Regions from separate parts of the Homo sapiens genome. Here region 1 is linked to region 2. The links are chromatin contacts, found by Hi-C or POLR2A ChIA-PET in ENCODE. All regions are on one chromosome and are shown on one strand. The core of a region is the stretch at or near the end of the contact, and the rest is flanking DNA. Distances in the headings are between cores, read along the strand shown.

Evidence for each region. A loop is a pair of places that touch in the nucleus more often than their neighbours do. ChIA-PET counts read pairs that join two places held with the same protein, here RNA polymerase II (POLR2A).
Region 1: a map of endothelial cell of umbilical vein shows a loop between it and region 2 (4-fold over the local background). The contact joins two enhancer-like sites. A Hi-C loop is called at or near these places in 1 of 168 maps with a recorded cell type or tissue (endothelial cell of umbilical vein). POLR2A ChIA-PET finds 5 or more read pairs at or near these places in 1 of 52 experiments (activated CD4-positive, alpha-beta T cell).

Annotation. Positions count from the first base shown.
Region 1 is chr5:124,534,528-124,538,496 of GRCh38, forward strand. No RefSeq gene overlaps it. Among named protein-coding and RNA genes, the nearest start is that of LINC01170, 98 kb to the left of the region's middle. Within about 2 kb of position 1,889, at least 3 of the 41 ENCODE cell types and tissues checked have a DNase peak (open chromatin) inside an H3K27ac peak, as active enhancers do; they include endothelial cell of umbilical vein, where a contact is called at or near this core.
Region 2 is chr5:123,698,541-123,702,431 of GRCh38, forward strand. No RefSeq gene overlaps it. Among named protein-coding and RNA genes, the nearest start is that of CSNK1G3, 190 kb to the left of the region's middle. Within about 2 kb of position 2,216, at least 5 of the 41 ENCODE cell types and tissues checked have a DNase peak (open chromatin) inside an H3K27ac peak, as active enhancers do; they include endothelial cell of umbilical vein, where a contact is called at or near this core.

The sequences.
Region 1 (3,969 bases), core at 639-3,138, 840 kb after region 2:
ATCCCATGATTACTGTAACTTGGGCCCATCCTCCTTCAATCTAGCTCCCCTCCTTTGGCTGTCTCCATCATCACTGGCTCACATCCTGGCTTTGTGCCCCAGTCCTACCCAAGGCTATTTTCTACCCCTGTGTCTTTTCCCCTTCTGATACTTCTACCTGGGATGTGTTCCTGCCTTGCTCCCGTATCACCTGACTGTGAGCATTTTGGGACTAAGACACCAAAACAGAGGTCTTACTGGCAATCAAAAGCAAAACTTAACACTACAGCTTGAATCAGCTTTTGCAATGTTTAAGAAAAAATCTAACCAATTGCCATTTTTTTTAAACCTGCAGATTCATATAAAAAAATCGGTATTCCCAGCTTCTCTTTGGCAGCATTAGCCTGCTTTCTGGTGTTGTAGCATGAGTCCAGAGCTGCAAGTAGCAGGGCTGCTCACTTTGGCCTTCATGTATTCTGCAATTCACATCCAGTTTACCTCCAGGCCTCTGGCACTTACCCCCATTAGCATTGGGTCCTATAGGCCCTTGAGTTCATCCTCTGCCTTAAGATTTCTCTTCTAGACTGAGCTGCCTTCTCTACAGGGAAACCTTAGCTCACCCTGCCTCTCCACCCTCCCATTTGTTCTGGTCTTGCTTCACCACCTGCCTCAAGGGAGGCCACTTCAAACACACACAAAAATCTCCCTCATGACCTGGCACACTTTCGTGTTCTCTCCCTACCACTCGTTTTCACAATATACTAAATAGCCTATACATTATGTATTATACGTTAATTACAAAATTAATCCATAAACCACAGCATCAAGGCCAAAGCAGGGCACCACTGTCCATGCCCAAATGCCTGCATACCTTTCCCATTTCCAGGCTGTTGTAGCTCATCATTTTACCCTGGTGTTACCAATACTAAAATGGCATGGAGGTTGGGAAAAAAAATGGTAGGATTTATCTTACTCCATATATCCATCTAGCAATCCACCCATTCCTCACTTTCTACCTAAATTGCTGAAAAAACAGAAACTGGCAGCCAGCTACCCAGATAAATTTTCTTTTTTTTTTTTTTGAGACAGAATCTCTCTCTGTCGCCCAGGCTGGAGTGCAGTGGCGCTATCTTGGCTCACTGCAAGCTCCACCTCCCCGGTTCAAGCCATTCTCCTGCCTCAGCCTCCCGAGTAGTGGGGACTACAGGTGCCTGCCACCGCACCCAGCTAATTTTTTGTATTTTTAGCAGAGACGCGGTTTCACCGTGTTAGCCAGGATGGTTTCGATCTCCTGACCTCGTGATCTGCCCACCTCAGCCTCCCGAAGTGCTGGGATTACAGGCATGAGCCACCACCACACCCAGCCAATAAATTTTAATGGCAAGAGTAAATTAGGCCAGGCATGGTGGCTCACACCTGTAATCCCAGCACTTTGGGAGGTAGATCACCTGAGATCAGGAGGTTGAGACCAGCCTGGTCAACACGGCAAAACCCCATCTCTACTAAAATACAAAAAAATTAGCCAGCCGGGCATGGTGGTGTGTGCCTGTGATCCCAGCTACTCGGGAGGCTGAGGCAAGAGAATCACTTGAACCCAAGGGGCAGAGGTTGCAGTGAGCTGAGATCATACCACTGCACTCCAGCCTGGGCGACACAGCCAGACTCCATCTCACATAAATAAATAAATAGTACCTTCTTTATAAACCTGCTCTCTGGAGGCAGCTCAAGAGATAGCCAAACTCTCTCCAGGATTTTCACCAAAGCACATTGCCGAGCCCCTTGCTGAAGAAAGCCTACCCACACCTCCAGGATTTTCACCAAAGCACGTTGCCGAGCCCCTTGCTGAAGAAAGCCTACCTATACCCACAACACTCCTGGGTCTGTCCTTTGTTTTGACACAGCCAAGATAGGTTGTACATAGCAAGATAAAATGCCAGGATGGCGACATTTGTTCTGCCCAGCTTCCAAGCTTGCCCTCATGTGTCAGATGTCAGATTTCTAAGAATAACTGCTCGTTTTTCCAAAAATGAACCTCACACATTCATTGGAACTTCCTGTCCCCACCAAAGCATTCTTCATAACCAAGCAGACAAAAGAGAGTTGTTGGGAAATGATCTCGTGCTCAGAATCCATGTCAGCAAATGCCTTATGATCAGGAAGTTAGTGTTATTTAAGTGGGAGATGGTTCCTCTCTAAAACAATGGTGCCCAGAAAATAACTATAATCATGTTATTTTATTACTTTGCCGTTGTGCTTGTATATTTTTAACCACTGCATTGTGCTTTTTGCACCTATATTGTACTTTATTATACCCTGAAGGTATCACTTAAGTGTATATTTTCATTTTAGGGCATATGGTTTTCAGTTTTTCAACAATTGAAACAAGTTGGAGTTGTAGTAAAGTAATTTGAGAAGAGGCCAGTCTTGGAAGTCTGTATTTTTAAAGACTTTGAGTTTGGGAAAAAACATTTGTTTTACTTATTTACTGTGGTTAAAAAGACCATTACATTTGCTTGTTAATCAGTCATAATTTGAGAAAGGATAGTTTCTTTAGAGCCTCAGAAAATGGCCCTCTGGCCACCAACATATTTTCCATTTTGGCTCTGTAATAAAACAGTATTCAGTAAATGAAAGACATTGGCATTTGTTTGGATTTCTTTTTTGAACTTTTTATATAAAACACTTCTGTTCCATTAGGATAATCCTATTTGACTTGCTTCTCTCAGTCAAAGAAAAGGAAAAAACTATTATGAGAGAGCCAGGAACAAAGGATTTCCCACCCCTAGTCGGGCTTTTGATCCTCACATGGTCATAACAGGCCTCCGGCAGTAGCCAATAACTTCCGGCTTCAAAGGAGGGGAAGCAGGCTTAAAATGAACGCACCGTCCAGTGCTGCCATGAGGTTTGGGCTGGCAGATTGCTCTCCTGACCCCTGTGTACAATCACTTTCTGCCCTCTGTGATGGATACAATTACCACTGTTTTTACCTACAGAGAAACCCCCACTACTATTTTATGGCCAGTGAATTTGCCTGCCCGTGTCTAATACAGTCATGGTGTTGAACTCGACCATGTCGCACTAGGCTTATGTTAAGATAATCAAAGAATGTGGAGCACTGAGTCACTTTTGTTCTTTATAGAAAACACCAGAGCAGAAACCAACAGTTTGTCAAACAATTCACCATAGCAAGATTTTAATAAATGAGTCTTTTTGCTGATATGGCAATTATTTTACACAGAAAAAAGATATAAATTCCATGCTGTCCTGGATCTACACAAACAAGAAAAAACATTCATAATTCTGGAAATTTTCTAGTTCAGCAACTCCATCAACTTTCAATTAACCTCAGAAGCCAGGCCATTACTGCTGCCAGATTAGCTCGAGAACTCTCCAGGACCCTTTAATTCTTTACACCAGACCTTTTCCACATTTATTTATCTATTTCTTCTTTCCCTTCCACACCCCTGTTCTCTTCTCTGCCTCCTTCACTTTCTATTCCATTATACCCTTCTTAATCTACCACACCTCAGTGGTGATGGTGGGCAAAAATGGCTGCCATTATGTTATCAGCACGAACTAAGCTTACTTGGGAAGTCAGAAAACGGGATGCAATCCCCATAAACATGGAAAAGGCATATTGATTCTATGTCATCAAGCTCCACCTTTCCCATAGGTTGCACATGGCAAGATAAAATGCCAGGATGGGGACAATTTTTCTGCCCAGCTTCCAAGCTTGCCTTCATGTGCCATATGTCAGATTTCTAAGAATACTGTTCAGTTTTCCAAAAATGAACCTCACACATTCATAGGGCCACTCAAACTTCCTGCCCCCACCAAAGCATTCTTCATAACCAAACAGACAAAAGAGAGTTGTTGGGAAATGACCTCGTGCTCAGAATCCATGTCAGCAAATGCCTTATGATCAGGAAGTTAGTGTTATTTAAGAGTGAGATGGTTCCTCTCTAAAACAATGGTGCCCAGAAAATAACT
Region 2 (3,891 bases), core at 966-3,465:
TCTAATTGCAAAAGCTCTGAACTTTGCAGCTACCTCCTCCTGACCTCATATATCTACCTGTTCACACCTCCCATAATATTTCTGCCCCCTCTAGTTGTTGTTGAAGGTGGGATACTAAGAATTCTTGATTGTTCTTTATATATAATTCTGGAGTGGAACCCTACATAGTTGTCTTGACACTCATCTGCCCTCAGCTATCACTTACTCCATCTCTCTCATGTTGAATACAGCATCACGTTAAATGTGGGAATTTTCTTATTTTATTTTATTTTATTTTACTTTAAGTTCTGGGATACATGTACAGAACGTGCAGGTTTGTTACAAAGATATGCGTGTGCCATGGTGGTTTGCTGCATCCATCAACCCATCATCTAGGCTTTAAGCCCTGCATGCATTAGGCATTTGTCCTAATGGTCTCCCTCCCCCTGCCCTCACCTCCCTGACAGGCCCCGGTGTGTGATATTCCCCTTCCTGTGTCCACGTGTTCTCACTGTTCATCTCCCACTTATGAGTGAGAACATGCAGTGTTTGGTTTTCTGTTCCTGTGTCAGTTTGCTGAGAATGATGGCTTCCAGCTTCACCCATATCCCTTCAAAGGACATGATATCATTCCTTTTTTATGGCTGCATAGTATTCCACAGTGTATATGTGCCATATTTTCTTTATCCAGTCCATCATTGATGGGCATTTGGGTTGGTTCCAAGTCTTTGATATTGTAAATAGTGCTGCAATAAACATACGTGTGCAAGTGTCTTTATAGTAGAATGATTTATAATCCTTTGGGTATATACCCAGTAATGGGACTGCTGGGTCAAATGGTATTTCTGGTTCTAGGTCCTTGAGGAATTGCCACACTATCTTCCACAATGGTTGAACTAATTTACACTCCCACCAACAGTGTAAAAGCATTCCTATTTCTCCATATCCTCACCAGCATCTGTTGTTTCCTGACTTTTTAATAATCACTATTCCAACTGGTGTGAGATGGTATCTCATTGTGGTTGTGATTTGCATTTCTCTAATGACCAGTGATGATGTGAGCCTTTTTTCTTGTGTTTCTGGGCCGCATAAATGTTTTCTTTTGAGAAGTGTCTGTTCATATCCACAGATGTGAGACTTTTCTAAAAGGGTTGCTGTCTGCCTAGGTTAGGAGAGAAGGGCACTAGCCTTACTATTTAGCAATTCAGGCCTCAGCTATCTGGCTGTCTCTCCCTCCACAAGTTTTTATTTTTCCTTCTGAGCTGTGAGTCAGGAACCTTGAGTCTGGATATTTTCTCTCTTGCCTTCTGCTCAGTCCTCCTCTTCTGGCCCCAGGAAAGGCTTACTGGGTCCAGTGTGGCACCATACTAAGGACTCGACCCTGGGTCCTTGATTATTACTGCAACAGAGAAATTAATATCTTCCATGGCTGTGCTCATCAACAGAAAGAAGCAGCACAAGCCGAGGCTCTGCCTCTGGCCTTCCAAATCACATGTGGGTGTGTCTACTTGGTAGAGACTGGGTCATGGAAGGAGCCCAAGCTATGCCAGTGCCTGGGAGCCCTAAGCTTTCCTGCCCTAATTGTCAGTGGAGTATATTCCAAAAGAGTTGGGCTGGAGTTGTAAGACAAACTCTACAATTGTTGCCACAGGGAGGAAAGTTAAAACATCTGTATATGCAGCATGGTTGGATAGAATTCTTATTGGAGGTTGAGGATGCAAGAAAGAGTAAGGTTTTAGAAAGCAGCTGCTATTTGCTCTCCTTTTAGTTTTTTTTTTTTTTTCTAAAAGGTGGCACTAATTAAATATTCATGAATATAACTTCTCCTTTGGACTACAGCAGGAGCAAATCTTACCCAAATTCAAATAGTGGAGATGACCTGGACCCTAATGAATAACTTTTACATTTATTTGCCTCAAACAGATGTTGATTAAGCAAAGTTTGATTCCACAAACATTTATGGTACATGTATTTAAGGCTCTCTGGTTGGTAATGAGAGGCTTTACGTTTCTTCAATTATTCTTATAAGGCCACTAGATTCTGCAGTCAGATAAGAAACTTATGGGAAAGAAACTATTATCAAAATTGCAGAGATGAGGAGGAAAAAAATAATACTCTAAGCAAATAGCATGTGTATAAGAGCTAACATAAGGGATTTGGCACGTTAGAGAGCAGGCAATGCTGCCATTCCAAGTTTCCATTGTTGTGCTTGTTGTGCTGTGTGAACTCCATGGTGATATCTCTTGAAGTCATCCCCACAATGACCCACAGCAGAAAGAGGAAATCTTTTCATTCTCTAGCATCTGACTCATGAAACTGAAATGTTATTGCCTTATTTGTGGCTCTCCTCTGCCAGGGAAGAGTCAGGCAGGTTCTTTGGGCTGTTTGCTTATGTCTAAATCGCCTGTTTTCTGGCACTTAGGAAAAACATTCTTTTGCTTCCGGTAACACTGGTCCTAAATGTATTTGCTCCACAACATGGTCGTCTTTGAGAAAGAGAGACTATTTGATTTGCTGAATGAAATGGCTGGGATGCTCATTGCATCTTGGCATACAGAGGCACATATTTTAATCCTGAATTATCCAGCCTCCTGAAACATAGCCATTGTGCCTGCCTGATCTATTTGATTCCACTCATATTAGTGCGGTTTTCTTGCACTTAGTTTATTCATCACTACATTGTAGAAAGGAGAGCGGAGAGATGATGCTGTTCAGTAAGGGAGGAACCAAACACAGATCTTAAGGGGATTATTCCATTCAGAACAGATTTTCAGGTCTAGTTGTTCTAAAAAAACAGTGGGGACAGTATACCATTTTAGAGGTACCATATGTAGTTTTCAATGGGCAGTCCCTCCACCCTGTGGCTGAAGCCCACTCTTTTTCTACGTGAGAGAGAATCTGAAATTTGGTGTCACAGATGACACCAGATGCATTCTTGCCCGTTGTAGGATTTTGCTACCTGTTTCTATCATCTTTATTTGTCACATGGGTTATTTTTGTGCCTGAAAATTCCCCATAAGACAAAGTTTTCCCATGTAGGAGAGATTCGCTGGTTTCGCCTCTTACGGATTTTGTGTTCTAGAAATCCTGGGAGTGGTTAACTTTTCTGTTTTGCTACTTTTTGCTTGTTCCTTGTGGTGCTGCTTTCCTGGTGCTTGAACTTCATGGTAGGTCTCTGGGTGTGTTTTACATCAGTGCCACATGATTTGAAGCCAAATCTGGCAAAGTCCAAGTAAGTGAAGAATTGGAGTTATAATCCCAACAATTCAGGAAGCAGAAAAATTGCCCTAATCTTTTAAAGTAAATACTTGGTTTCAAGGGGATGTGATTATTTTTGGTCAGTTTATACATTACTTTTTGCCTGTTTTACTTAAGAATCTCCAATTTAGGGGTTGACCCATACTCATTCTGACTTCTTGGCATCATGCACATGCCTAGAAATTCTCAATGGAATACATTTCTAAGGCATAGAGTGAAATGAAGTGTTAGAGATTGTGGGCTAGAAGAGCAGACTGAGTAATGTGTAATCAAAATTCAGAGTATCTATTAATCTCCAAGTGGACACAGACCTACTTAGTATATGCATGAATGCATGAGTTCAGTTTTCAGTATGATAATGGATTTAATGTGACTTGGATAAGAAATTTTTGCTTGGAGCCTTGGTTTTTCCACTCAAGATACTGATATACTCTGGGCTATTACATGAATATTCTGAGGATTAGTTCTTAAATGATATTTTACCTTCCCTGCATTCACAATTTGTATTACAGCTGAAAGCCAAATATAGCCAAGAGTTTGATAAACAACCAAATTAGGTAAGAGTACCTTACACTTTTCATAGGAATATCTTCCAGGTTCTCTCATGAGGGCTATCCACTACCACTTACAGGATGGCTTCTGTTTTCTAAGCTA